3 separate regions of the Homo sapiens genome follow, and regions 1 and 3 are each linked to region 2. A link is a loop called in an ENCODE intact Hi-C map of the cell type or tissue named here. Cell type or tissue: heart left ventricle. All regions are shown on one strand. Links, peaks and the distances in the headings refer to the core of each region. The heading gives the core; the rest is flanking DNA. Region 1 holds the start of LINC00895 (long intergenic non-protein coding RNA 895). Region 2 has its middle 56 kb from the start of LINC00895. Region 3 overlaps CDC45 (cell division cycle 45).

Evidence for each region. A loop is a pair of places that touch in the nucleus more often than their neighbours do. Peaks named below come from ENCODE experiments on the same cell type or tissue, not always from the same donor. Only the 100,000 strongest peaks of a DNase experiment are listed, where the experiment ranks them.
Region 1: it touches region 2 in a loop (2.5-fold over the local background); 16 of 110 quality-filtered maps call a loop at or near these places.
Region 3: it touches region 2 in a loop (2.5-fold over the local background); 18 of 110 quality-filtered maps call a loop at or near these places.

Annotation. Positions count from the first base shown.
Region 1 is chr22:19,562,905-19,573,012 of GRCh38, reverse strand. LINC00895 (long intergenic non-protein coding RNA 895) reads left to right here and starts at 6,174. Exons shown (of 1, transcript NR_024381.1): 1 at 6,174-6,883. RefSeq lists a silencer at 5,240-5,575. In heart left ventricle, for the core only: no CTCF peak of the experiment used is centred there; DNase peaks (open chromatin) are centred at 5,798 and 6,283; H3K27ac peaks cover 1,554 bases.
Region 2 is chr22:19,617,755-19,627,862 of GRCh38, reverse strand. No RefSeq gene overlaps it. Among named protein-coding and RNA genes, the nearest start is that of LINC00895, 56 kb to the right of the region's middle. RefSeq lists a cis regulatory region at 281-361, enhancers at 6,771-7,532, 9,553-10,108 and a silencer at 7,883-8,177. In heart left ventricle, for the core only: no CTCF peak of the experiment used is centred there; no DNase peak of the experiment used is centred there; H3K27ac peaks cover 1,155 bases.
Region 3 is chr22:19,511,194-19,521,301 of GRCh38, reverse strand. It overlaps CDC45 (cell division cycle 45), which reads right to left. Exons shown (of 19, transcript NM_003504.5): 14 at 6,415-6,553; 15 at 6,254-6,337; 16 at 4,657-4,775; 17 at 4,409-4,485; 18 at 2,393-2,458; 19 at 694-821. The coding sequence ends at 2,394. Among named protein-coding and RNA genes, the nearest start is that of CLDN5, 8.2 kb to the left of the region's middle. RefSeq lists enhancers at 5,818-6,318, 6,319-6,819. In heart left ventricle, for the core only: no CTCF peak of the experiment used is centred there; no DNase peak of the experiment used is centred there.

The sequences.
Region 1 (10,108 bases), core at 1,236-9,235, 55 kb after region 2:
AAAGAAAGAAAGAGAAAAGGCCAGGTGCGGTGGCTCACGCCTGTAATCCCAGCACTTTGGGAGGCCAAGGCGGGTGGATCACAAGGTCAAGAGATGGAGACCATCCTGGCCAACACGGTGACACCCCGTCTCTACTAAAAATACAAAAAAAATTAGTTGGGCATGATGGCACGCACCTGTAGTCCCAGCTACTTGGGAGGCTGAGGCAGGAGAATTGCTTGAACCCAGCAGGCGGAGGTTGCAGTAAGCCTATATCATACCACTGCACTCCAGCCTGGCGACAGAGTGAGACTCCATCTAAAAAAAAAATCAAAAAACAAAATAAAACCTCTTATTTTGAAAATGTTCAAATATACACAGAAGTATAGAGAGAAGAGTAGAATGGATGCCCATGTGCCCAGCATCCAGCCTCAGGAACTACCAGCCTCCTGCTGTTTTATTTTCTCTATCCATCCTTCACATCTTTTTTTTTTCTCGTTTTACTCACAAATACTTAAGTATGTAAGTAGATACACTTCACCCACATAATAGAGAATACTCTATACATGTATTCATGGGTCAAAGGGGTCCCTGAGATACACACAATTCATACTCATCCCTCTGAACACTGCAAGCGTCGTGTGGAGCCATTTGCTTTCCCACACACTCGCTTTCTGCCGCAGCAAGGCTGGACCCTGCTGGAGTGGTGATGTGCAGGAACTGCCTCATAGCTCAGGTGGTAAAGTTATTTGGCTGGGAACTGAGTCTCTCCCCACATGCTGTCACACCCTTCCCGGCCCTGACAAACACAAAGAGATGCATCCCATTGAGTCACCCACTTGGCTGAACCGTGTACCTGGTAACCTCCTTGGGAGGTTCTTTGGAGGGTATTTTTCTCCTCTACACAAAGCATGCCTGCGAAGTAAGCTGAGAATGACAAAAACAGGAAAGCCCAATCTTGCAGAGACAGAGGGGCCAAGGCCTGCATGATAATGCGGCCCAAATTCATAGCTCAGACCCAAAAGAAAACAAATGTTCCATTCTTTCTGTGTCCACCTCTAAACTAAGCAATACAGTGAGGGCAGTAAATTGCAATTACAAGTAAGAACTTTAGCAGTTGCTGATCATAAAATGAAAAGGGACAAATATGTTTATCCTTAACAGGGTCACAAATAATTCCACAGCTGTTAATTTTGGCAGCCACGACTCTGCAGGCAGTATGGGCTCATGGTATACTATCTTCATTGTCACCTCGGACAAAGATCCTGTTGGCCAAAGGCACACAGGCATCTTCAGGAAAACTAGATTTAAATGGTAAGATTAAAAAACACAGTCATTATTTAAAAGCACAAGAAAGGTTTCTTTTTTAAAGTTCACTAACAAATCCAGAGAGTGATGAAAGCCAATGCTTTATCCACTTATCAACACAGATCACATGACTGCTTTCAGATGACTCACTTGGCCAGATTTACTGACCAGGACCCTGCACAAAATACTACAGAGAAGACCAACGTTGACAGAGGATGTCTATGTCCTGTGTTCTGCCCACATGAAACCAGCTACCTCCAACCCTCCCTGTCCCTCCTCCAAGGGGTGTGTCTCCGAGTCCCCCGAATCAGTCACCTGTGCTCCATCTCCACCACCATCAGACCTGAGACTCTCAAAGGTCAGAGACGGGCAAGCAGCAGCCACTCAGTGAGAGAGGGAAAGGGATGGCAGGCAGGCCCCAGCCTCAGACTAAGCCAGCATTGGAGAAACTCAAAGGTGTTCAGGTTACTGTCACTTATTTTTCAGAAAAACAAAATAGGATTTAGAAAAGCTATCATCTGTGCACATACCAAATCATTCTTCATGAGCAGAGTTTTCACCCCAATCACCACCCTGACTGTGCCCTCCTCTGCTCGCTGTGAGATGCCATCTCAAACAGCTCCCAAATGGCCCTTCCTAGGACAAACACAAGCCTCAGCTCAGACAAACAGGGCTGCACAATGTGCGTGTTCCCTCAACTTCTCCAGCAAATGCTCACTTCAGTTAAATTGAGGAGAAAAGCTGCTCCTAACTGAGCAGCAAGAAGGGAAAGATAAGGCGTGCAAAAACAGTATCACATCTGAAAAGTTACCCTCCACCTTACCCCAGCCTTACCCTAACTTTACCTCACCTTACTCCAACTGTAGGCCACCCTACCCCAACCTTACCCCACTTTACCCCAACCTTGTTCTATCTTATCCCAGCATTATCCCACCTTACCCCACTTTACCCCAACCTTGCTCTATCTTATCCCAGCCTTACCCCACCTTACCCCATCCTTACTCCAACTTTACCCCAACCTTTCTCTATCTTATCCCAGCCTTACCCCACATTACCCCACTTTACCCCAACCTTGCTCTATCTTATCCCAGCCTTACCCCACCTTACCCCATCCTTACTCCAACTTTACCCCAACCTTACTCCAACCTTACCCCAAGCTTACCCCACTTTACCCCAACCTTGCTCTATCTTATCCCAGCCTTACCCCACCTTACCCCATCCTTACTCCAACTTTACCCCAACCTTTCTCTATCTTATCCCAGCCTTACCCCACATTACCCCACTTTACCCCAACCTTGCTCTATCTTATCCCAGCCTTACCCCACCTTACCCCATCCTTACTCCAACTTTACCCCAACCTTACTCCAACCTTACCCCAAGCTTACCCCCACTTTACCCCAAGCTTACTCCAACCTTACCCCCTTACTCATCTTACTCCAACCTTACCCCAACTTTGCCAAACCTTACTTCATCTTAGCCCACCTTACCCCAACCTTACTCCGCCTTACCTCAACCTTATCCCACCTTACCCTAACCTTATTTTACCTTACCCCAACTTTAGCCACCGTATACCAACCTTACTCCACCCTTAACCTCATCCTTACTCCATCCTACTCCACCTTGCTCCAACCTTACTTTCAGTAAAATGGCAATGATAATCATATCTAACTCATGGGGATGTTGTGAAAATCAAATGAGAAAATACATATGAAGCACTCAATAAATATTAACTATTTTAATTAGCCTTTGAAGATTTTAAATTTGGTGAAAATTTATAAACAAAAACTCCATGTTTATTTGTAAATTAAATCAGAGTAAACCGTTATTGTTACTTCACTTAAAACATTAATTTGCTATTTATTTATTAAGATGGAGTCTCGCTCTGTGACCTAGGCTGGAGTGCAGTGGCACGATCTCAACTCGATGTAGCTTCCGCTTCAGTAGCTGGGACTACTGGCGTGTGCCACCACACCTGGCTAATTTTTTTGTGTTTTTAGTAGAGACAGGGTTTCATATATTGGCCAGGCTAGTCTCAAACTCCTGACCTCAAGTGATCCGCCTACCTCGGCCTCCCAAAGTGCTGGGATTACAGGCATGAGCCACTGTGTGGGCTTAATTTGCTATTCACATGGATCTGGCTGGAGCAATTAAACACCTCTGAGATGAAGCTCAGATAGCCAAGGAAAAGGCAGAGTCCTTCTGGCCACAGTGTAGTCTCTGGCAAGAAGCTAATTCCACCAGGCCTTCATCTTCTCAACCATAAACAAGGGGTGTGGTTGTTTATGGTTGAGAACAAAGTGAATGTTGTCAAAGGGGTGTGTATTCTGAAGAGTAGTTATAAGGCATACCAACAACCGCTGTTCTTCTCTTGTGCAGCTAGTGAGTGCAGAATATATGCCCCTTTGATAACACTCATTTTGTGCTGAGAGCACCACTCAGCAGAGGAGGAGGCTCCAGGCTCCAGGCAGAGCTGTACAGCGGTATGAGGAGGCCAGTTCCAGCCCTGGGTCCTCCCATGAGACCCTGGGATCTTGGATGCACCTGGCTGAACACTTACCACCAGCTCCCTCTATCCACACAAACACTGACACACAGGAAATCCCCAGATGTTATGACACCAGTGCAAGAGCTTAGAGGGCCTATTCTCGAACTGCCACTTAATGATGGTTTGGCCAAACAGGATACATGCCAGCCCCTGGCTCCTGCCAGCCAGCACAAGGTGACCCTGCAGCCTACTCTTGCCTTGCAACTGGAAAAGTCTCTCTCTCTCTCTCTCTGCTCATCTCCCTCTTTTCTGGGAGTGTTAATATGGATGATAGTCAAATCTGTTCTAATTGGGCCCTTGATTTTTAGCTCAACCCATATTTCCTGTGTATTTTCTGCTGAGGCCATCCAGCTGAATCCCTGGCACCCAGAACACCAACAGATACTCAGTAAATACTCGTTGAGTGAATCACTCCAACATTATGAGGTAGGTCTTGTCATCCACATTCTGCAATATGAGGCAAATCGCCAAGGCTAAGTGAACTGGTCAAGATGACTTGGCTAGTAAATTGCCATTAGGTACCTCCATGGAGATGCTCCCCAGGCCTCATGCACCTGGTGTGCAGCACTGACCTCACCTCAGCCCTCCCTCCTCATCCTGCACTTCCCCACCCCACCATCCCCCAGCCCACTCTCCTTCCTGAACTCCCTGTGTCAGCTCCAGCTTCCACTCTCTTTCACCAGCACTTCCTACAGCCACCTCTCGCTCCTAGCTTCTCGCCTTTACAACCGTTCTCCACGAGGCACCAGGGCAAGCTGCCCTAAACCCAAATCTGACCAGGCCCTTCTCTGCCTAAGGCTCTGCAATGGCTCCCCACCCTCTAGAGAATAAAAGTCAAGCTCCGGTTTTACACTCCAGCATCTGCTTCTAGTTCTCCAAACACATCACAAACTCCCTGGCCTTCCTGCTTGCGTTCCTACTGTACCTAGGGGACCCATCTCACACTGCCTGTGAACTCCCATTTCTGCCAAGCTCAGGTCCCACTTCTCTAGGAAGCCCCCCTGCCCTCACCCCTAGGTCCAGGTCAGGCAGGGACAGCTGTAATCCTCAACATCACAGGGTATAGATACAATTACCTAGTTATGTGTCCACCTGCCCTATTCAAGTAGAAGCACCTGAGGGCAGAGACTAGGTCTTTTTTGATCTTTGGATGCTGAGTGCCTGGCACAAGGTCTGCACTTGGTGGACACTTCAGTGTCTTAATGATTCAATTCACCCAGTTTTCCAAACCTAGGCATCATCTTAGTTTCTGCTCTAATCGGGAGCCTGTCAATTACTCTGCCCAAAATCTCTCTGGAATCCTTCTTTCTCCCTCCCCACTGCACTCCTGAGCTCAGGCCCTCATTATTCCCTGGACTGAGACTAACTTCCTTCCTCCGAAATCCCCTTTGTATAATTACAATTCCTGTCTGGTTCCTGTAAGTCACTTTACTGAAACACACATCTTATGTAAATTCCACGCCTAAAGACCCTCTGCAGCGTTTCAGGACCTGCAGATGAAGGGGGCTTTCAAGACACTCCCCATGCCTTTCCCACCTCCCGCTCCAAGCCCACCTCTTGCCTCCCTACGAGCCCAACACCGCTCTAGCGATCATTCCCAGAACTCTCTAGACACATCTATGCCCTATGCAGGCTTTCAGGCACCTGCTGTGCCAGGATGCTCCTAGGGCCATCTCTCGTCTCGGCCATCTCCCGTCTTATCCTTCAAGTTCTGGTTCAGAGGTCATCTACTTGACGAAACCTGAGCTGCCCCCTCCTCCCACTCAGAACTCATCCCCTGCCTCTCCTCTCTGACCCCAGGCACTTTCACCGCCACTCCTTACACCACAAGGTCCCTGCCCCACCTTCCTGGCACCAGGCTGCAGCACCCAACGCAAGCGCGTGCAACCAGTCATTAAGCGGCCGCCCCGTTTCCTTCCATTTAACCTTGCTGCGTCGAACATATCGTGCACCCTCTTCATCTCAACAATGGGAAGAAAGAGTTCCAGGGCTATGACGTGCCTGGCCCAAAGCCACGCTGTGGGGCAGAGCTGGGACCTAGGCCTTCTAATTGGAAATCTTATTTATGCGCAGCACTGAATGCGCGGGTCGGCAGTGAGGACCCCAGGGGTCCGGGGTTGAGGGGGCCGTGCCAGCTGCTTCCGCACCATGGCCACCCTGCTCATGAGGACTCAAGTCCGTGCATTTGCTGAAATTTGGTCTCCTTCCACTCTCGGTTGACTAGAACCATTCTCTCCTTCCCGCAGCTGATACGAGAACTTGGGGGGCAGTTGCTGTCTAGTGATCCCCACGTCGGAGCGGAAGCCCGCGGCGCCACACACGCACCACGCACGCCTCGCACATGCGCAGCCCTCGCTCTCGCACGCAACTCGTGGCCACCTAGCCTAGAGGCGGCTGCCAAGCGTCCTGGCTGAGGGATGGCGGGACCCCAGGCGGCTGGAGTGGAGAAAGTTGACCGCCCCCGTCTTTTCTGCCCCGTGGGTGGCTACTGCGTGCCCCCAAGTAACCCAGAGGTTGAGGGCCCCCCAGTGCGCGGCGGCCGGGGGTCAGGATGCGGGACTCCCCTCCACCGCCATGATCTCGCAGTGTGGGGGAGCGCTCGGGGACAGAAATGAGGCCCGAGATGTGTGCCTTCTCCTTGCTCCTGACCGCTGACTTCGTTATTCCAAATACGCAGCCGAAACCATCGCTCTTGCAGGTGCAGCTTTTCTCTGCCTCTCCTATGTGGAAAGCAGCGCAGCGTGGACTCCAGCCAAACTCCCTCGATTGGATTGCAGCTCTCTGGCTCTCTGTCCCTGTGACCTTGGGCAGTTTACCTCCTCTATGTCTCAGTTTCCTCAGCTGTGCAAAGGGGTTACTGATCCTGCTTAATGGGGTGGGTTGTTGTGAAGAGGAAATGAGTTAACATAAGTAGAGAAAGAGACTGGTGCCTGGCAAGCACTATGTGAGTGTTTTGATGTTATTATTGCTGTTTTTATTAGAGCTGTGTGTAACGGGACGTTTAATGAGCCTTTTCCTGTTACCCTGGAATTAGTGAGTCAGGGCACAAAGGTGAGTACCCAGAGGCATTCAGTATCCCACACTGTAAAGGCAGCACAACATGGCAGCACCCAGAGCTTATTGTTAGAGGGCTGAAGAGCCAGCCCTGCCATTCTGAACCACCACCACCCTACCCTCAGGCTTACATAACTGGACAACGGGGGAGGGATGGGGCGGGAGGAAGGGTAAGAGTTTCCCTAAGCAGCTTCCTGGGTGCAGAAATAGGGAGGGTGCGGTGCTATTACTAAAGCCAACAGGGTGTAGCTCAAAGAGAGTTACCATAATGACTTCAGATGCCTAAAAAAGAGAGGCTGGCATCTTCCCTGATTGGATGTCTGCTTGGACAGTGTGAGCTTGCTAGACTGCCTTTATACCTGGCTTTGAAGAAATCTAGAAAACTCAGAGACCTCTGGGCAAGGGTCTTCAGGGGGCTTCCCTGTCATTGCTTGTGCTGTCCAATGCCAGACCACATCCACTAGGCAAGAGGCTGTGGAGCAAACAGCAATAGGGAGTAACACTGATGGCAAAGCTAGTTGGAGTTGGGAGTGAAGGAGGTTGAGCTAGAGCTCGTTTCCCATATCAGAACACTCTATACTGAAGATACCCTGCAGAGCCTTTGGAAAAACTTACATGAACTCCCCATGAAAGAAGGTCAGTGGGGCTGGGCGCGGTGGCTCATGCCTGTAATCCCAACACTTCAGGAGGCCAAGGCGGGCAGATTACGAGGTCAGGAGTTCGAGACCAGCCTGACCAACATGGTAGAACCCCGTCTCTACTAAAAATACAAAAATTAGCCAGGCGTGGTGGCACTTGCCTGTAATCCCATCTACTCAGGAGGCTGAGGCAGGAGAATTGCTTGAACCCAGGAGGCAGAGGTTGCAGTGAGCCGAGATCACACCACTGCACTCCAGCCTGGGTGACAGAGCGAGACTCCGTCTCAAAAAAAAAAAAAAAAAAAAAAAAGGTTAGTGTACAGACTGGCCTCACAGAGATCAAAAACAGCTAGTTGGAGAACTTAAGTTACCTGATTTTAACACTTTAGGGAGGGATTAGATCATGAGGACTCCAACTTCATGAATAGATTAGTGCCCTTATAAAAGGGCCCAAAGGAACCAGCTAGCCCTTTTATGCCTTTCCATCTCTTTCACCGTGAGTACACAGTGTTCATTTCCTCAAGAGGACACAACAAGGCACCATCTTGGAAGCAGAGAGCGAGCCATCACTGGACACCAAACCTGCAGGTGCCTTGATCTTGGACTTCCCAGCCTCTATAACTGTAAGTGATGAATTTGCTGTTTACAAATTATCCAGTTTCAGGTATTTTGTTATAGCAGCACAAACAGACTAAGACACATAATTTTAAAAATTGATTAATCATACTGCATCAAATTTTAAACTTTGACCACTTCAAAAGACACTATTAGACCAGTGGTTGGTTGCCAGGGGTTGCATTTGAGGGGAGGGGATTGACTAGAAGAGGGTATAGGGAAATTTTGGGAGGGTGATGGGAAAATTCTATATCTTGATTGTAGTGGTAGAATTCGCAGAACTCTGCCTAAAAAGGGTGAGTGTTATTAAATGTAAATTATACTTCAATAAACCCAGAGAAAATTAATTTTTAATAAGACCTCATTTAGACAATGAAAGACAAGCTACAGACTAGGAGAATATCTAAACACATATCTCATAAAGTATTTCTACTCAGAATACATAAAGAACTCATTTGGCTCTATAAGAAAATTGCAAACAGGCTGAATGCAGTATCTTAGCATTTTGGGAGGCCGAGGTGGGCAGATCGCTTGAGCCCAGGAGTTTGAGACCAGCTTGGGTAACATGGCAAAACCCCATCTCTACAAAAAAAAAAACAAGTTAGCCAGGTGTGGTGGTGCATGCCTGTAGTCCCAGCTGCTCAGGAGGCTGAAGTGGGAGAGTCGCCTGAGTCCAGGAGGTAAAGGTTGCAGTGAGCTGTGATTGCACCACTGCACTCCAGCTGAGTGACAAAGTGAGACCCTGTCTCAGTAGATAGATAGATAGATAGACAGATAGGTAGATTGATTGATTGATTTACAAACAAAATAATATTTCACCAAAGAAGAAATACAATACAGATGACACATAAGTACCTGAAGGATGCTTGGCCATCATCTGTTGTTAGAGAAACACAAAACCACCAGTGAGACATCACTAAACCAGTACATGTCCACTTGAATGACCCAAATTAAAAAGACTAACAGTAGCAAGTGTTGATGAAGATGTGGAGCAACTAGAATTCTCACATATAGCAGGTAGGAATGAATGCAAAATGATTAGGCCAATTTGGAAAACATTTTGGTAATTTCTCATGAAGTTGTAACCGCTTAACCATTCAGCTCAGCAATCCTACTGCTAGGTACTTAGCCCAGAGACATAGAAACATGTCACCACAAGACTTACCTATAGCAAAATGTTCATAGAAGCATTATGAATAATAGTCAAAAAGTGGAGGCCGGGCACAGTGGCTCATGCCTGTAATCCCAGCACTTTGGGAGGCCAAGGCGGGCAGATCACCTGAGGTCAGGAGTTCGAGACCAGCCTGACCAACATGGTGAAACCCGTCTCTACTAAAAATACAAAAATTAGCCGGGCATGGTGGTGCATGCCTGTAATCCAAGATACTCAGGAGGCTGAGGCAAGAGAATCGCTTGAACCGAGGAGACAGAGGTTGCAGTGAGCCAAGATTGCACCACTGTACTCCAGCCTGGGTGACAGAGCGAGACTCCGTCTCAAACAAACAAACAAAAAGTGGAACAGGTAGATCCATACAGTGGAATAACACTTGGCAGAATAAAGGAACAGACTGCTGCTGCACACAGCAAGAAGGAGTCTCACATTTGTCAGGCTCAGCAGGAGAAGCCAGACACCAAGGGCTGCATACTGTGAAATTCTAGAAAGGCAACACTGTGGTGAGAGAAAGCAGATGAGTACTTAGGGGCTAGGTGTTGGGGGAAAGGATTGACTGCATGGAGCACAAAGTGGGCTCGGCAGTGAAAATATTTTGTATCATAATTGTGGTAGTTATTTGTCAAAAATTGAATTGTGTGCTTAAAATTGGTGAACTTTGTTGTAAGTAAAGTATACCTCAATTTAAAAAAAAATTAAATTAGTGTTAGCCTGAGAAAAATACGGCCAGTGTACCCTGTACGTGGAAAGACTTTTGCCGTTTTCCCTAATTCATTCTCCATGACCTGACATCAGAGA
Region 2 (10,108 bases), core at 746-8,745:
TACAAAAAATTAGCCAGGCGCGGTGGCGGGCGCCTATAGTCCCCTGCTCGGGAGGCTGACGCAGGAGAATGGCGTGAACACGGGAGGCGGAGCTTGCAGTGAGCCGAGAGAACGCCACTGCAGTCCCGCCTGGGCGAAAGAGCGAGACTCCGTCTGAAAAGAAAAGAAAAGAAAAGGAAGAATGGTAAATTTTATGTTATGTAGTTATGTATATTTTACCATGATTTAAAAAAATGACCACGAAAGTTACCCCTTCCAAATGGCAGCACTCCATCAGGAAGGGAGCTTCGAGGCCCAGGGGCTGGCATCAAACCACCCAGCTTGACAAGGGATTCTGCACCCTGGAAGAAGACACACGGCCGGCAGCAATGGTCCCAGGACTGGCGCACGCCATTGGGGAGCATCACGCCCAGGCGCAAGAGGGACAAGGCCTGGTGCCCTGGAGCCTCCTCAGCTCTGACCAGGCTTCCTTCTCCCAGAGACAGGGTGAAGCTGGCCTGGACACGGCCTGGGGTGCCCTCCATGACAGAGCGTTCACATACTTTCACGCTACAGGTTTGCTCCCGCCCCTGCCCCTTCCCCGTCAAAGTTCCTACAGCTGCCATGGGCTCTGCCGCGACCAAACAGAAGACCCAGCCCATAAGCCCATCTTGCCATCTGGCATCCTGCTCCAACACTGGGGCAAGGCAGAGTCTTGGCAAAGTGAAGCAGAAGACAGGCTTGGGGGATGGAGGAAGTAGACCCCATTTGCAGAGCCTGTGCTTTGCAAATGCTTCTCCCTGATGGCAGCTCTGGACTGTCAATCTGTACCTACATCCCTGTCCTAGGGCTTCCCCAAGGTCCCCATGGGTGGCATTCAGGGCACTCAGGAGCTTGGATGGGAGAAAAAGCATCTTTATTTTCACTAAGGTTTAGCATTTTCTCCATCTCTGAATGTAAGCGACACACATCAGCAGTTCTAAGGGGTCCACAGAGCTCATCAGGCTATGCAAGTCTCCATGGTGCCCCAAAAGGTTAAAGACTGCTATGCCTTAGAGCAGCGGTCCCCAGCCTTTTGGCACCAGGGACTGGTTTTGTGGAACACAATTTTTCCACAGACCGAGGGTGGAGTGGTGGTTTTGTGATGATTCAAGTGCATTACATTTTTATTGTGCACTTTACTTCTGTTATTATTATATTCTCATTATGACATCGTTATTACATTGTAATATATAATGAAATAACTATACAATTCACCATAATGTAGCATCAGTGGGAGCCCTGGGCTTGTTTTCCTGCAACTAGATGGTCCCATCTGGGGGCGATGGGAGACAGTGACAGATCAGCAGGCATTCGATTCTCGTGAGCACACAGCCTGGATCCCCCACATGCACAGTTCACAATAGGGTTTGTGCTCCTATGGGAATATAATGCCGCTGCTGATCTGATGGGAGGCAGAGTTCAGGGGGTAATTCAAGCAGTGAGCAGCTGTTACAGATGAAGCTTCATTTGCTTGCCTGCGCCTTACCTCCTACTGTGTGGCCCATTCCTGTGACCCCAGGGGTTGGGGACCCCTGCTCTAGAGCATTTGCAAGGAAACAGGAGGCTTGGAAAGGAGTGATTTTCCTAAACAGTGGGTCAGGAGATCAGCAGTGTGCACGCTCAGGTCAGTAGGATAGCAGACCCCAGGGAGGATGGGGCTGTAAGCCAAGAGGTACTCCAGGGAGGCAAGGTCCATTCCTGCAAATGCACCCCCCACGCAGGCTGTAGGGTCCAGGAGAGGAGGATGTCCAGGTGGTGGGAATGGGAACAAGCATGATCTTTCATCTGTGTTAAATTGATAGCAAGGGTGACTTTGCTCCATGCCAGCCAGGAGCAGGGGTCACCTGGTAGCAATAAGAACCTCCCTCCAAGACTCTTGGCCCTGGCCCAGGTGGCGGGAGGGAAGGCTGGAGGGCCATGAGACTGGTGGGCAGGGAAGAGGCCTGGCCTCCTCTGTGGCCAGGGCTGTTGGGGAAACACCTTCACCTGGGCAGCCTGAGATGATCACGGCAAGAGCTCCAGCTGCTCTCACCCTGGGCAGGGTCCCTGCACACACTGTATCTTTAGAGGTCCCTTCAGGACCCTGGTTTGCTGCCTCACAGTGTCATCAGAGCCAGGGGAGGACAGGAGAAGTGAGCACACCGTTGCTGGGAGGTGCATCCTGCCAAGCCCAGCCCGTGGCTCTGATGCCCACGGGCTCCAGCATGCAGTCCAGAGTGCAGAGGCTGTGTGCAGCAGGGGTGTGACAGGCCCCTGGGTGGGCTGACGGGAGGCCCCACCCACCCATACACACCTGGGGTGCTCGGGGGTGGGGGGTTGCTGGTAGGGTCCTGGCCTGAAGCCTGCGAGGCCTGGATGTCAGGCCAGGCTCTGGGGGTGGGCCGGGGATGCCTCTGGGCACCTGCTGCCGCCTCCATACACTACTGACTGTCTCATGTGGCCTCTGGCCATTGCCCTGCTGTCTCTGTTCCCGGAAAGTGGTCCCAATTCAGATCCCAAGAGAGGGTTCTTGGATCTCGAGGAAGAAAGAATTAGGGGCGAGTCCATAGAGTAAAGTGAAAGCAAGTTTATTAAGAAAGTGAAGGAATAAAGAATGGCTGCTCCATGGTCAGAGCAGCCCTGAGGGATGCTGGTTGCTTTTTTTTTTGTTTTTTGTTTTTTTTTAATTTGAGACGGAGTCTCGCTCTGTTGCCAGGCTGGAGTGCAGTGGCACGATCTCAGCTCACTGCAACCTCCACCTCCCGGGTTCAAGCAATTCCCCTACCTCAGCCTCCGGAGTAGCTGGGACTACAGGTGCGCACCACCATACCCAACTAATTTTTTCTGCATTTTAGTAGAGTTGGGTTTCACCATGTTGGCCAGGATGGTCTTGATCTCCTGACCTTGTGATCCGCCCGCCTCGGCCTCCCAAAGTGGTGGGATTACAGACGTGAGCCACCATGCCCGGCCTCGGTTGCTTATTTTTATGGTTTCTTCTTGATTATATGCTAAACAAGGGGTGGGTTATTCATGCCTCCCTTTTTTAGACCATACAGAGTAACTTCCTGACATTGCCATGGCATTTGTAAATTGTCAAATTGTTGACAGTTTGAGAGTGTAGCAGTGAGAATGACCAGAGGTCATTCTCATCACCATCTTGGTTTTGATGGCTTTTTAGCCTGCTTCTTTACTGCAACCTGTTTTAATCTGCAAGGTCTTTATGACCTGTATCTTGCAGCAACCTCCTATCTCATCCTGTGACTTAGAATGCCTAACCGGAGGGGCCAGGAGTGGTGGCTCACACCTGTAATCCCAGTACTTTCGGAGGCCACGGTGGGTGGATTACCTGAGGCCAGGAGTTCGAGACCAGCCTGGCCAACATGGCGAAACCCCGTCTCTACTAAAAATACAAAACTTAGCCAGGCGTGGTCATGCACACCTGTAGTCCCAGCTACTCAGGAGGCTAAGGTAGGAGAATTGCTTGAACCTGGGTGGTGGTAGTTGCAGTGAGCCAAGATCACGCCATTACACCCCAGCCTGGGAAACCGAGTGAGACTCCGTCTCAAAAAAAAAAAAAAAAAAAAAAAAAAAGACTGTCTGAGAATGCAGCCCAGTAAGTCTCAGCCTTATTTTACCTAGCCCCTATTCAAGATGGAGTTGCTCTGGTTCAAGTGCCTCTGACATCTCTGACATCTCTACTTTATAGGTAAAGACCTTGAGGGCTGTCTAGTGTTCCTAAGCACAAACAGGCTGTGATGAGCCGGATGTGGTGGCGTGTGCCTGTGGTCCCAGCTACTTGGGAGGCTGAGGTGGGCAATCACTTGAGCCCAGGAGGTCAAGGCTGCAGTGACCTGTGATCATGCCACTGCCCTCCAACCTGAGTGACAGAACAAGATCCCCATCTCTTAAAAAAAAAAAAAAAAGGCCGAGTGTGGTGGCTTACGCCTGTAATCCCAGCACTTTGGGAGGCTGAGGCGGGTGGATCATGAGGTTAAGAGTTTGAGACCATCCTGGCCGACATGGTGAAACCCTGTCTCTCCTAAAAATACAAAAATTAGCCGGGCGTGGTGGCAGGCACCTGTCATCCCAGCTGCTCGGGAGGCTGAGGCAGGAGAACCGCTTGAACCCGCCACTACACTCCAGCTTGGCAACAAAGCGAGACTCCATCTCAAAAAAAAAAAAGGCTGCAATGAACTGTATGCGGAAAATATGTGTGTTAGATGAGCTGCGTTCAGGCAAGAGTTATGGTGTTGCTGGTGGTGAATACATTAAAGAAGCAATAATATATATTAAAGTGTCTTTCAACAGAAACAGACACACAACAAGGTTATGTATGGATTAGTGAATGAAATGTTGCAAACAGAAGCTCTCACAAGCTTGTATTTCCCCTGGAGCAATGGTTCTGTACTTTCTGGTTAAAAGGTTTAAGATGAGACAGTTCTGAGCAATGATTCTAAATGTCTGCCACATCTCAGACAAGAAACACTTCTCCCTGGAGCACCAGAAAGCACTTAGGATAAGAGGCAGACCCATGTCTCTTCCCCAGGGACTCCTTTCTCCTCTGGAGTCCCTGGAGCACTATGCACACACAACACGCTGCGCTGCATCCCCTTCTCCCTTCCTCCAGCCTCCAGAACCCCCGAGTCCAAAGCCTTGGCTTCAGTGGTCTGTGCCCCAGCATGCCAGCTGGGCAGAGACATTTTTCCTCTTCTCTAAGAGTTAGGAGACAACGTCATTTTAACAAAAGCAGGACACCTGACTCCTTTAAGAGGGCTCGCTGACGACCATAACTACTGAAAATAAAGGAACGTTTCCATGTGAAAGATGCTACTTCCAGAGGAATTGCACTTGACCCCTGGCAGGTGGGGCTGCCAGAGCTGTCTCGGGAGGTCTGCGGGGGTGGGGGGCGCACACACACACACACACACACACACACACACACACACACACACACGGGTCAGATGGGGAGGAGCATGGGATGGGGCTGTCAGCAGGAAGGGTGTGCAGGGGGCAAAGGCGTGTTGTAGGGTCTGGGCTCCTCATCACTGGAGGGGCCTGGGCAGCCTTGGACGCCACCACTTCTGCTTCTGGGAGGTTACAGAGGGATTCCAATGCTGAGCCCCCAGAAGTGACTCAACCAGGCATCCGTTTCTCCAGTCATCATCCTCTGCTTTGGAATTAAACTCTCCCAGGCCTTAGTAAGCAAGAAGACAGCCCTGCAGGTGAACTTGAGGGTGAAGGGCAGGGAGGGTGGAGGGGTTGGTCCTGCCCCCTCCAGGTCCTTGAAGGCTCCAGCTGGAAGCTGCTGGGGCAGGGCCGACTCTCCTGGGAATGGGACCCCACCCCACCAGGTCCAGCCCTTCACTCCTTTTCCTTGCCTAAACTTTTTAACGCCTCTGCCTGGACTTCTCTCGGCCCGAAGATTCCCATCCAGTTCACTGCTATTGTGCGCTGAAAAGCATTTCAGTTCCCTATATGACGCTTTGCTACCCCAACCCTGACTTAGCAGCGCCGTAAGCCACTTCGTAATGTCACTTCTGCCTCTGGTTTCCCTGTTTCTGTTATGGGACCCAGCTGCCTCATAAATGCTTCGCCTGTGATCAGACACAGTTGGGGCTGCCAAGGGCTCTCACCCCAGCAGGGCCTCACCAAACCCTGCAGAGAGGACCCCAGGCATCCAAGAAGAGGCTGGGAAATGCCGAGTGCCACCACCCTGCCGACACCCCACGCTGGCTTCAGGGCTGCTCGGTGTGATTGGTGACACGGAAGGGTGGTCATGCAGCCACACACATCCCCATGGGAATCCGCGGCAGAGGAGGGCAGGCGGGGCACGGGTACATGAAACAGCAGCCTTGACCTTGACTGAGATCGTGGTGATTAAAAGGGCAATTGAAACAATGGGGGGAAAGCCAGAACCAGGGGTGCGAGAATAATCTATCAGGACTCTTACCAGAGCCTTCCTGAAGGGAAAAAGAAATCCAGTAAAAACAAACTCTCCTTCATGGTGGCAACAATGAAACAATCTCGCTTCTCTTGCTCTCAATTTTATTGGCCTCCAAAGTTTCTGTGTTTCTAAAGATTAGCCTTCCCTTGGGAAGTTAGTGGGGGGAAAATAAGCAAATATTAGTTTCCCTCTCGAGAAGTCATTCTTTCGAGCCAGTTTCCCCAGGAGCTCTACAGGGCACAGCTTGTGAAACCTCATTCCAGGCCTTCTCAACTCAAGTGGGGGGAAAGGATTAACAAATATCTTTGAATTCCAGCAAGACAAAACAGGAATGGCCTCAAGCCGGGCTTCCTCCTGCAGCCTCTCCAAGGCTCCTTCTGCCTGGCCCAGAGTCACGGAGGAAGAGCGCCCGTCTTCACGGGCTGCCCTGGCGCTGCATCAGATCCGCCAGGTGGGCCGGGGACAAATCCTGATTTTCACTTCTGATTAGTAATTGTGTGCGAGAGATGTTCCCAGCTAAAATAATATACAATAACTTCCCTAGAGAAAATATACACAGTCAATTTTTGGAATCACTTAACACAACCCTTCACCAAGTGAATGTACAATTGGAACAACATAACACGTTTCCCATGTGGAAGAGAAGGGCTGGTACACGTTGACGTCATCGTGGGAGAGACAAATGTGCCGGTTTTATTAACCCCAGGCCACACGTAGGTGAGCAGTGGGCCATTGTTATGCAACCATTCAGTATTATTTTTCCATAAATCAAGGTAACGCCTAATGAAGTCCGAGTCTTTAAATCAAGCAGCCTTTTCCTATTTGGAACATAAAGTTGGGCTGTTGCCAGGAGCTCCGGGAAGCAGAGGGCCACAAGTAGCGTTTCAATAAGGAACGTAAGTGCCCATTCACCGGCACCGGATGCAGGCTGGTGGGTCAAGCCCACTCGCCAATATTGTCAAGTCAGTCTTAGGGGAGCTTCGCATTAGCACTGACAGTGATGGACTGCAGCTGGGGCTCAAGAGCAGCCCATGCGCTTCTGCTGGGAGAGGGACGTGGGGAACAGGCAGCTGTTTTGGCCTCCCGGGGCTGCCATCACAAAGTGCCACTGGCTGGTGGCCTCACCGCAGACCTTTATTGTCTTATATTCTGCGGGCCGGAAGTCTGGGATCAAGGCGTGGGCAGGGTTATGTCTTCCGGGGACCTTCTCCCGGGCTTGTCGATGGCCGTCTTCTCGCCATGCCCTCAGAGGGTCATCCCTCTGGGCATACCTGTGTCCTAATCTCCTCTCCTTTTTCTTTCTTTATTTAGTTTTAGAGACAGGATCTTGCTGTGTTGCCCAGATTGGAGTGCAGTGGCACAATCATGGCTCACCGAAGCCCCACATTCCTAGTGCTCAAGCGATCCTCTTGCCTCAGCCTCCCAGGCTCCCAAGTAGCTGGGACTACGGGTGCACCTCACCATGCCTGGCTAATTTTTAAAATTTTTTGTAGAGATGGGGGTCTCACCATGTTGCTCAGGCTGGTCTCGAACATCTGGGCTTGAGCAATCCTCCTGCTTTGGCCTCCCAAACTGTTGGGAGCCACCTTGCTAGGCCCTAGTCTCCTTTTCTTATAGGACACCAGTCATACAAGAGTAGGGCCCACCCTCATGACCTCATTTTGAATGAATTACCTGTTTAAAGACCCTCTCTCAGCCAGGTGCAGTGGCTCAGGCCTGTAATCCCAACACTTTGGGAGGCCGAGGCAGGTAGATCACTTGAGGTCAGGAGTTCAAGACCAGCCTGGTGAAATCCCGTCTCTACTAAAAATACAAAAAATTAGCCAGGCGTGGTGGTGCGCACCTGTAGTCCCAGCTACTTAGGAGGCTGAGGCACAAGAATCTCTTGAACCCAGGTGGCAGAGGTTGCAGTGAGCTAAGATTGCACCACTGCACTCCAGCCTGGTCAACAGAGCAAGACTCCGTCTCAAAAAAGAAAGAAAGAAAAAGATCTATCCAAATACAGCCATATGGGGTTGGGACTGGGTGGTTAGGAGTTCAACATAGGAACTTGGGAGGGAGGCCATAAATCAGCCTATAACAGGGGAAGCACAGAAAAATCTTGGCATCATTTTGCTGTTGTAAAAGAAAATGGAAAGGAAGGAAGGAATAGATATTGGGTGATTCCCGGCTGTTTTCCCGCCATGACTCAGCTGGTGCAGCATCTCCATCAGGCCAGCCCAGGCACTCCAGCATGGCCTGACCCTTGGACGGACAGGTGTGAGGGTGTGAGGGATGGAGGTCTGCATCCAAGACACCCCCAGAGACCCCTGAGGTGAGTGTGTGTGCAAATGAGCTGGCCAAGGGGCTGGATTTGCATTCTTGATGTTTTCTGCAGAGACAGAGCAGGTGGAGGAAGTGGGAGGCAGCTGGTGGGGAAAAGCCAACAAGCTTAGCTTCATTTTCAGTTCTCTGCAGCGGGGCAGCTGCTTATCTGCTGGAGGCTCAGATCCTCCATCTCTAAGGTAATGATACCCTCATCTCACATGTCCTCGAGAGGATTAACTAACTACAGCATCGTCTGCCAGGAAAGCCCAACACAGAGCCTGCCTGGTCCACAGCGCCTGGGAGCTGTCATTGTCTGCCCTCTTCCCAGCATCCCAGACTCATGCTTTCATCCAGGGCTCTGGGTACAGGGAGAGGAGGTATGGGTGGCTGGAGTCAGAGACCTAGGCACAGCTTCCTGGTCACAGTGGATTTGCACTGGAAACAAGAATGTTCTGTACTCACTGCCTTTGCAGAGTTCACATCTCAACTATGAATGACAGTGACTGAAAAGGGGCTTGATCCAGCCCCGACATCTTCTGGGTGCACATTCCCCAACTTTCTTCCCACCACGGGGAGGAAGGAGTGGGAACCAAAGGCAAATAAGTATTAGAACAATGGCAATTCAATGTCTTTGAAGACTCGAAGTAGTTGGGTGACGGAGTCACAGCATACACAATTGTGCTGGGGCCCTGTGATGTCCTGGAGTGTGCTATGATTCACATCACCCTCTTCACGATCTAGAGATGGGCCACAGGGACATTACCACGCACCTCGCAGCCCAGAGGTCACTTTCAGGTACCACCAGGTGCCATCTGGAATGGGGATAAACATTTGGGGCCATCAGTTGGTTCAGGAGGCTGTGAGGTCACATGGAACAGACAGCATCGGAAACCCCCAACCTGGATTCTGGGAGGCAGTGTGGCTGACAGCTCTGCAGGGACATGCCGCTTGACCATGAGTGGCTTTTTCATACTTTCTATATTTCAATGTTAGAGAGAAGAAAAAGCACTATTTAGCTGGGAACAATGGCTCACACCTGTCATCCCAGCACTTTGGGAGGCTGAGGCAGGAGGATCAGCTGAGCCTAGGAGGTCAAAGCTGCAGTGAGCTAGGATTGAAACTCTGCACCCCAGCCTGAGTGACTGAAAGTGAGACCCTGTCTATTAAGAAAAGAAAAGAAAAAAAGGCTGGGCATGGTGGCTCATGCCTGTAATCCCAGCACTTTGGGAGGCTGAGGTGGGTGGATCACCTGAGGTCAGGAGTTCAAGACCATCCTGCCCAACATGGTGAAACCCCATCTCTACTAAAAATACAAAAATTAGCTGGGCGTGGTGGTGCATGCCTGTAATCCCAGCTACTCAGGAGGCTGAGGCAGGAGAATCGCTTGAACCCAGGAGGCGGAGGATGCAGTGAGCCAGGATCGTGCCACTGCACTCCAGCCTGGGTGACAGAGCGAGACTCCATCTCAAAAAGAAAAATAAAAAAGAAAGAGAAAGAAAGAAAATATGATTTATCTGCCCTGTCACCAAGAAAAAAAAAGAAAGAGAGAGAGAAAGAAAGAAAGAAAGAAAGAAAGAAGGAAAGAAAATACGATTTATCTGCCCTGCCATCAATTTGTCACTTTGAGAAAGAAAACAAGAAAAGGTTCTTGCCACAACAGACATACAAAGCATAATCTGCCGGTTTGGGAGGAAAGAGCCTTTTCCAGGGACTTTCTAGAAAGGCCTCTCTTGTTACCTGGCCTGTCAAGGTGTGTGGGGGCGGGAAATGCCGCTCTGCACCGACCCTGGCGCGGCCTGGAGCTACTGGCCCGGGACCTGGAATGGAGCAGGATTCCCACGTGCCCTTCGCGGGCTG
Region 3 (10,108 bases), core at 692-8,691, 110 kb after region 2:
ATCGCACCAACTGCACTCTAGTCTGGTGACAGAGCGAGACTCTGTCTCAAAAAAAGGAAAGAAAGGGCATGGAAAGGAAGCTGCACAGCCTTTGAATTTTCCCAAATGGCCAGGGTAGGCAGCTCAAGGGTCCCGGGAAGCTGTGCAAACCACCAGAGGTGAGGGGAGGGGCCCAGCCTCCAGTCCAGCTCTCACCCTTTTGTGCCCACTGCCCTTTGCCAAGGGCTGCACCAAGACCAGCCCCACCTACCTGTGTGCTCTTTTCCAGGCCACTCTTTCTGAGCTTTTCCCCACTGACTTAAAACCTACCCAAATCACTCCTGCCTTCAAAGACCTGGAAAAGAGTGCTGGATGGTGAGACCCACAGGTGGAGGGATGGCTGAGAGGGTGGACTTGCTATGTGGCTGAGGCCAGGTGGACCAGAGGAAGTGGTAGGTGGACAGAGCCAGGTGCTGGCTGGCACCACCAGGCAGTGGCCGGTGCAGGTGCTATGAGGAGGCGGGGATGCCGAGGGGTCCTGACCTCTGTCCACTGCCACCCGGAGGGCCTGGAGGACAGAGTAAGGAGATCTTGTCCTTGGGGCCAATCCCCATGCTGATTTCCTGCCAGGCACTGAGGGCTCCTGGGGCCCAAGACCCACAGAAGGCTCAGAGCACACTCAAGCACTGGCCTCGAGACCAGAGCCACAATGGGGACGGAGCCTAAAATAAGCATTTTATTTAATAAAAAATGGCTTCTACATCTCAAATCATGTCCATAACTTACAATCTAAATGAAAGCCAGTTACATAAATAAGAAGGTCATTCTGGAAGAATCAAATTCTAGAAAACAAAACAAGAAAAAACAAGTTTCAAACGATGTTGATGTGCCACCGAATTGAAGAAACTGCCCAGGCGTCCCCTCTGGGTAGTGCTGCTGAGTAGCCAGGACTGCTTGTGGGGGTGAGGCCACCCCAGACTCGGAGGCCCCTGCTGTCCTCATAGCACCCCTTGACTGGGCTGAGCTGTCCTACATCAGAGCTCCTGCCCCCTGGCCCGGGCACCTTCTTACCTCACGGACCCCGCCCAGCTGCTCAGCCAGCCCCCTGGCACCCTCCCATGGGGGCTCTCCCTCCATCCCTCGGCACTCTGCTGCTCAGCCCTCCTAGCCCAGGCCACCTGTGCCCCTGCCTCAGTGGAAGGACACACAGCAGCATAACATCACCACCAAGCAGGCTGCAGGGGAGGGGTTTGCCTCTAGCACCCACTCCACTGCCAGAGAGCCCCACCTCTGCCTCCGCCCCACCCTATGCAGTCCTGTGATGCTCACACTCATCGTCTAAGGAGAGAGTGGGCCCCATTTTTGGATGAGGAAACAGGCTAAGCCTGATTAGGTGGCTGGCCCAAGGTCACTGCTGATGACCCTACAGAACTTGCCAAAAACCCCGAGGGTCTGACTCAGAGCCCCGCGCCCAAAATGGGCCCCATGTAGCCCAGGCCACCCTGAGAGGAACTGTGGGGTCCCTGAGGCCCCCTATGCTGTTGTCAGCAGAAACCCCCACTCCAGCCCCAACAGGAGAACAGGTGCTTGCCCCTGGAGGGATGGACAGATGGATGGATGGACGGACGGATGGGAGAGTGGGGAGGACCCCAGGCCTGGCCTGAGGGACCTCCTGCAACAGAGTCTTGGCAGGGCCCATCTGCCACAGCCGCAGCCTCCAGGCTAGGGCTCTGGGAGATGCAGGGCTGGATGTGGCATTCCCTGTGGGGAACCTGGGCTGAGAGATGGTTACAAAGACACAAGGCAGGCCTATTTCCTGGGAACCCTTAAGAAAGAGGTAGCACATGGGGCAGTGGGAGGTGTCCCGGGACAGTGACCTGCCAGTGAATCCCAATGGGGCCCTCAGGACAGCTGTGTGCTGGTGAAGGCCCCAGCAGAACCAGCGCTTTGGAATTCCCAGCTAAGCGGCTGCCAACAGCTTTGCTTTCTCATGAGCCAAGCACACAAAAGCCCGGATGGCTGCTCTGCGGGCTCTTGCCCAGCGCCTGACACGAAGGCTGTGGGACAGGAGGCTCCAGGTGGCCTTCGAGGGCAGCACCAGGGAGTCTGTGTGTGACATGTGTCACACGCGATGCCCAGCCCAAGTGTGGTCAGCAGAGGGTGAATACCAGCTCTTTCTGAAGGGATCGCAGGGGCTTAATGAAATTAGCTGCCTCAAAATGCCCCATTGTGGCCCTGCTGGCAGCCTAAGGACAGATGTGCTTGGGAAAAATGTGTTGGCTCCAATCTCAAGAACCCTGCTTCGGTCTGAAACCCAAGTAGAAGCCTCCGTTGAGGGAGGACAGAGCAGGGCATCAGGGTCGGGCTCTGAGGGGGCTGCTGCAGCCACCCCTGCAGAACCCCTGTAACTCACCCTAGGACAGGAGGGAAATAAGTGCGTCCAGAAACTTGCTCCGATCCTCAGCTTTCAGCTCAATTACTGAAGTAATGAAAGAAAAACAGCCGTGAGAAGGGAGGAGTGGGAACACAAGACAGGGCACAGAACTCCCCTCCGCTGCCTGCCCTCCACTGCATTCCAAAGTGCGCGGCTCCTCCCGGCCTGTGGTATTCTGCACTCAGTGGTTGTGTCTGTCTCACTGTACTTCATCTTCACAACTGCTGTCTGCACTGCTAGAGAGGTCAGGGTTGGGGCCTGCAGGGAGAACTCCCCCCCGGGAAGACAATAGAGGTGACACAGGGAAGGGCCCTACAGACCTGGACAAACACGGGCCTGCCCACCCCAGCTGGCATGAACCCCCGTCCCCAGAGTGGGTTGTGGAAGTCCTTGGGTGGGGCAGGTCACTTTTGGCCGCACTCTGGCCAATTCCTCGGCTTCAGTGTTCTCTTCCGCACAAGGGGACATGGTGCAAACTGCCCATATCTCACAGGGCCCTCAGGCTCAGCTGAGCACCCAGACCCTCACCACAAAGCAAAACCAGGCCCCAGGATGGGGCTGGCCTGGCCCTGGGAGCCATCTATGCTGCCAGCCACAGCCCCGAGAGCCCCAGACCCAGCCCACGCAGGTGGGCACTAGACATGGCCCACTCTGCACCCTCACCCCTGGCTCTCCACCCTCAGGGAAACCAAGCAGTTCCCAGCCCGAGTCCTCCCTGTATACTGAAGGCCAGATATTCTGCAGGCCAGTGGGTGTCCATCCACCTCTCCCACATCACAGGCACAAAAGAGTTAGCAGGGGCTGCTGTGCGGGGTGAACCAATGCCACACAGTGCCACAGCCATGGCTGGGTCTGGCTCAAGGAAGGCAGCTCTGAGATGGCTGACGCCACTTCAACAAAGGCTGGATCTCCCATGACAGTGTCTATCATTGTTGAGGAATCCGTGGTGATGAGGCAAGAAAATATCCTTTCTCAGAGGTGCAGGAAGTACTGAGGGTGTTATGAGCTGAACGGTCTCCCCCACATCTCTATGTTGAAGCCCTTACCCCCAGGACCTTAGAATGTGACTATGGTAATTAAGTTCAAATGTGGTTGTTAGGGTGGGCTCTAATCCAATCTGTCTGGTGTCCTTGGAAGATGAAACGGTTTGGACACAGACACCAAGGAGGTATGCAGAGGAAAGACCACGTGAGGACACAGTGAGAAGGTGGTCATCTGTGTGAGCCAAGGAGAGAGGCCTGAGGAGAAGCCAGCCCTGCCCCACCTTGACCTGGGCCTTCTCGCCTCTAGGACTGGGAGGAGACACGTGGTTGAAGCCACCCTGTCTGTGGCACTTTGTTATGGCAGCTTTAGCAAACTAACCCGGGGTGAAATATCAATACGTCTGTTTTACTTTAAAACCTGTCAACAATAATAAGAACGCCAACACAGCCGAATGTGAACCATGTTCCGTGCTGGTGCTGGGGAAGCAGTGGGCAGGCAGGCCTATCCATTCTGGGCTCATCTGACACACAGGTGGGGCCGGTGTCCCAGCCATCTCACAGGTAGCACCTATCACGACACACACCCCGGCCTGTGGAGAGGTGGCTGGCGCAGCAAGGGTTGGTGTCCTGGGTCATCACGGGCCCTGCTGTTCCCTCACCCCATGAAACAGAAACAACCCAACCCTGACAGGTGAGATCGGGGCACACGGGCCCTGGTGGCCAGTCCCCTAGGCTTGCTGGGAAAGTGATCCTTAGCACTGGCTGTAAGGCCGCTGTAAGGCCACAGCCAGGCCAGTCATTCCCTGGAAAACACTTTTTCCCTCTCAGGGGCCTGAGGTTCACCAGAGCTCCCTGAGCCACCAGGAGTAGCCTGTCCCAGGGCCAGATCTGGAAGGTCAAGAGGGCTGCTGGCCAGGCTCCTCCAGCCATGCCAACTTGCTTGGTTCCAGGGCCTGCAATAGCCTCAAAGGGTCAGGTGGGAAAGTGTGGCAGAGTGGCAGGAGACTCTCACCTGAGAGGTCAAAATGGTTGTGCAGCATCCGGGAGCTGGTGCTTTCCGCTGCCTTCTCAAACGCCCTCCCAAAAAAGCTGCTGACACACAAGACATGTCGGGGGCCAGGCGGCCTGCAATGGACCCTTCCCACCCCCCGCCCCAGGACAGACACTAGAGGCAAATACCACTCTACTCAGCAGGGCTAATAAGCTGATAACCCCAACACCCCCGACCCTCCAGTCCCAGGACGAGTGGAAGCTGCTCACTTCTTCCTGTCCGAGCTGTCGGTCTCTGGGGGGATGCCCACCACGGTCACTGTGCCATGCTCCATGCTCAGGGGGGCAGCCATCACCAGGGGCAGCAGTTTGCAGCGCCGGTTCTTTGTCTATGGAGTCGGAGAGCACCCTCCGTCAGGGTATGGTGGGCCCCAGCTCAACACTCAGAGCCCAGAGCCCAACAGCGCCCAGTCACTCCACTCCCCAAAGCCTCCAGGGACGCTGTCACCAGGAGACGCCTTGGTCCCCACCCAGCCACCCCAAGTTAGATGCCCAAGGCCAGTGTCTAACTCCCAGTCCAGGGAGCTCTCCAAACACCTGCCCTCCCGTACCCACAGCATGGTACTGTGGCTGTGATGCTGTGTCCCCGAGCCTCCTTGTCTACCAGCCTAGCCCCACTGCCCCTTGGCTGTTTGTTGCAAGGAGCCTGCCCTGCTATCCTCTCCCTCACCTCCTTCAGGTCCTGCAGCAGCTGCCACCTTCTCCAGGAGGCCCCAGCCCACCCCGCCTCATCCTGCTCCATCCCCTGGCAGCACATCCCCTCATCTTAACCGCAGCTGCCACTCCTCGTCCCCCCCGCCGGCACGCTCCTTCAGGATAAAGGTTTAGGGTTTCCTTCTCTGCTGTGCCTGCTGCACCCACACCCTACAGCCCAGGTGACCAGTATTCCTGGTGTGTCTAGGACTGAGGGGTGTCCCAGGATGTGCACCAGGATGGGCAGTCACTCCACAACAGGGCCGGGCAGGTGGTGGATGTTCAATACATGTCTGGTAAATGAATGGATCCTGTAAAGTGGGTATGTGTTCACCCATTTCACGGATGAGGAAACTGAGGATCAGGTCAGATCATCTACCTCACGTCACACAACTGGCAAATGAGGAGGCTCATCTTTGAACACAGCCTAGAGGACGTCAAGGCCCATGCTCTGTCCCTAGTTTATCTTTGACATTACCTGGTTGATAGAACACATGTCATCTGTCATCATTTTACTGGTTAGTTCAGCGGCAAAAGAAAAGTTCAACTTCCTGTTAGCACATTTTGTTTGAAATAGCCCCCGGCATAAACTCTCATCCTCGAAGCAGAGGAGGACTTCAATTATTGACATGTCACATCTGGGAGGAGCCCCATGTCGGCTAGGTGAGGACCCCTGCCCTAAAGCCAGCCAAGTTAGGAGTGTGTTCCACGCCAACGCAAAGAGGGGGTTAGGCCACACAGAAGACAAAGCCAGGCACAGGAAATCAGCTTAGTGGACAAGCTGTTGCTGGGAAGCCAGTCGGTGCTACAACCATCCCGCTTTCCCTGACCTGCAACAATAGGACACAAGCCCCAGCCCTGTTCACTCTGCAAGGGCCCCTCCCTACTTGTCTGAGTGACTTAGACAGCCAGTGATGAATCAGAGCTTGAGAGAACTGGAAGGTTCCTAGGGGTCAGCTGAGAAAAAGACAGCTCAGAAAAAGTAATGGATGTGCCTAGACCTTGCAGCTGGTCAACAGCCACAGGCACCCCAAGGCCAGCATCTAACTCCCCATCCAGGGAGCTCTCCAAGCACCTGCCCTCCTGTACCCACAGCACCCGCCTGGCCCCTCACCGAACACACAAAGGACTTGAGCAGGTGTTTGCTGAGCAGGCTTAGGGATGCCGGCCTAGAGAACAGCATGACATCTGGAGTGCCCTGCGGAGGCGAGACAGATGGTCAGACGAAGCCACTGGTGCTGTGACCAGGCGCCTGTGCTCTGTGGGAAGCCTGACCTCCATGAGAGAGCAGTACAGGAAAGGCCCCTGGGAGATGACGAGGTTGGTGCAAAGGCAGCTGGCAATGGTCTGCTGGGTGGCTCGCAGCTGCTTCTTGGCGAGTTCCAGGCCATGGTACAGCTTGTCCAGGTTACTCCTGTAACAGGGCAGACACATGGCTTTGGTGGTGCTTGTCAGGAACTCTTGGTAAAATACCAAAGTCACAAATAGTTTGCTTGGTTCCTGGTTCAGGAAGAGGTTTGGGGGTAAGAATTTATCTTCTTTCCCTCCTGAGTTGTCTTTCACATGAAAGGAAAGAATTTTTTAAAATGTATAAACCCACAGTAATGCAAATGAGAGGTGGAGCGGGTGCAAGTATCAGAAGACAGGAAACTAAAAGCCAACAAAGGGAAGATCCTGAAGGCCCAGGAGGACTCTGACACAGGGGAGGCTTGGGCAAGGGCTGGAGGTTGGACAAGGGATCCCCTCAAACCCAACAGATAGATTTTTACTCTTCCCCACAAAAAGGGAGGCTCCCCTCTGAGTATATGAAATGTACCATCTGTGAATAAGTAGAATCCTCAAGCAAAGCCTCTGGGCCCTACAGTGGGGAGTCCCAAAGTGTCACAGTTGGCTCCTGCCTGCTAAGGTGAAACGATGTCTTATGACCAGTGAGCTGTGCCCAGATACCCATGGCCCAGCCAAGGGTCCACAATCCCGTTCTTGAATATGAAAGACATCAGACCATTTGAGAAATGCCTATGGCCTAAAAAAATAACCCTGAAGAAACAGATAATTTGGAGAACTAAAGAAAGTTAAACTGAACTCTAATTAGTATCTTCAGAGAGATGTGTGCAACTCTTACATTCCTAAACCAAGAACAGGATGCTATGAAAAAGGAAGAGTTAAAAACTAGGAAATGTTGATGGAAATTAAAACAGTTGCAAAAGATAAAACATCCACTCCAAGTCTGGAGTCAAGAAAAACTTCCTCAACATAGATAACAAGACAAAGCTATGGAAAATGTAAGGCAAAAAAATAAGACAGAGCATCGTCATTCCAGGAAGCCTGAAAAGCAAGAATAAAAAACACGGATGTTTTCTGTGGGGGGAATAGTAAAGAAATAGTAAAATAAAGATATTGTCAGATATATAAGAACTCAGAAAGTTTATCTCACATGCGCCCTTTCTTTGAATGTTACTTAAGAACTGTGCTCTAATTTAATGAGGGAGTAAATGAAACAAAGATGAAGATCCCAAGAAACATTGGACTAAACTAAGAGGCACAGCCAAGATTTGGACATCCATGGGGACAGTGGAAAGCAGGTCTAGAGAGCTGTAGGTCCAGGCTGTGGTGGGAAGACAGAACCCCAGACTCTCCAGCAAAAAGGGGCTCACAGAAAAACAGCTGGAAGGAGTTTGGAGGAGAAAAAAATGGATGTGATAAAGGAGGCAATTAAAAACAGCAGGAAAAACAAAGAGCCGTGCCAGATAGTAATCTATTACTACACATGATTGTCTCTGGAATAGTTTATTAGCACAATAAAGTAAAACTATTTGTTTACTTTCAACTTTTAAAATCAACCTGTAACCAAAGATAAGACAATTTATATCTTTTTCTCTAACCCAAGATTGTTATCAGTCTTGAAAACGTAAAAGCACAAATTTCAGAAAGTACTGAGCAGCACTGAAGAGCAAAGTAAGGCTGTTTCTACACCTTGGACATTTGTCCCCTCAAAACCTCATGTTGAAATCTGATCCAAGATCTTCGAGGTGGGGTCTAGTGGGAAGTGTTGGGTCATGGGTGCAGACCCCTCATGAATAGATGAATGCTCTCCCTGGGGCTAGGGGGTGTAAGTGAGTTCTTACTCTATTAGTTCCCGTGACGGTTGTTAAAAAGAGCCTAGTACCTTCCTCCTCTCTCTTCCTTCCTCCATTGCCACATGGTCTCTGCACCCACCAGCTCCCCTTCTGCCATGAGTGGAAGCAGCCTGAGGCCCTCACCAGATGCAGATGCCCAATCTTGAGCATTCCAGCCATCAGAATTATGAGGCAAATAAACCTTTTCTCTTTATAAATTACTCAGCCTCAGGTATTCCTTTATAGCAACACAAAATGGACTAAGAGTGTTTTAAATATCCTTTTCTTACAAAGTAGGGAGACGAGATACTAGTGATGAAAGAAGACATAAATATGTTAAAGTTACAAAGAAGTTAAAAATAGTGGCAAAACTGTACCAACAGGAGGGAAGGTGGACAAGAGTGGGATAAATGCTCCTTTGTCATAGCAGGAAGTTGGTAGACAATGTCTAAAGCCTACCCATCAATGCTGGGATGATGGCAGCAACAGTGGTAAAATAGTTTTTGGATTTTCCCAAATTTCTAGATAAAAGTAGAGCAACTAGATTGCAAAACCAAAAACCTAGGACCCACATTTGCAACAAATTAAGAGAACAAGGGAACACTTCAAACCCCAAAGTGTAAGCAGGTAAAAAGAGACCATGAACAGCCAGACAGGTATACTATCTACATCAGTGCGAGAGAAAGCCAAGAGGTAGTGAGACCTAAGAAGACTTAAAACTCCAGGCAACTGGAGAGCAGCGGCCCAAACTGAGAGTTTTGCCCTATGCAAGAGCAGGTGAGTGCAGTGGGCCAAGGGAAAGTTTAAGGAGCCTCCCTGGAGTGCAAGGAGTCCTGGTAATGAGCAAGGGGTCCTGTTAAACAGCAAGGGAGCCTGGTAAAGTATAAGGGGGCATGGTAAAGAGCAAGGGGCCTTGCTGAAGTGTAAGGAGACTATAGTAAAGAGTAAGGGGCCCAGCCTGACCAACATGTCTCTACAAAAAATACAAAAATTAGCCAGGTGCAGTGGCACATGCCTGTAGTCCCAGCTACCTGGGAGGCAGAGGTTGCAGTGAGTGGAAATCATGCCACTGCATGCCAGCTTAAGTGACAGAGTAAGACCCTGTCTCAAAAAAAAAAAAAAAAAAAACCTCCAGTGAATCATACTCCTAATGTAAGGGCTAAAACTATTAAAGTGTTAGTAGAAAAAATAATGTGAAATCTTCATGACCTTGGGTTAGGCAATGGTTTCTTAGATATGACACCAAAAGCACAAGAAACAAAAGAAAAAGTAGGTAACTTAAATGTCATCAAAATTAACAAATCTTATACTTCACAGGACACTGCCAAAGTGAAAAGTCAGCCTACAGAATGGGAGAAAATACTTGCAAATTACTTATCTGATAAGGGATTTGTATGTAGAATATATAAAAGTTTTAGGCTGGGCACGGTGGTTCATACCTATAATCCCAGTGCTTTGGGAGGCCAAGGCTGGAAGACTGCTTGAGCCCAGGAGTTTGAGACCAGCCTGAGCAACATGGTAAGATCTCATCTCTACTAAAAATTTAAAAATTAGCAGGTGTGGTAGCTCATGCCTGTAATCCCACCTATTCAGGAGGCTGAGGTGGGAGGATGGCTTGAGCCAAGGAGTTTGAGGCTGCAGTGAGCCATGACTGCACCACTGCACTCCAGCTTGAGCAACAGAGTGACACCCTGTCTCAAAAAAAAAAAAAAAAAAAGACAAAGGACTTGAATAGACAATTCTCCTAACAAGATACACAAATGACCAATAAGCACATGAGAAGATGCTCAACACTATTAGTCATCAGTAAAATGCAAATCAAAACCATAACGAGATACCACTTCATACTCACT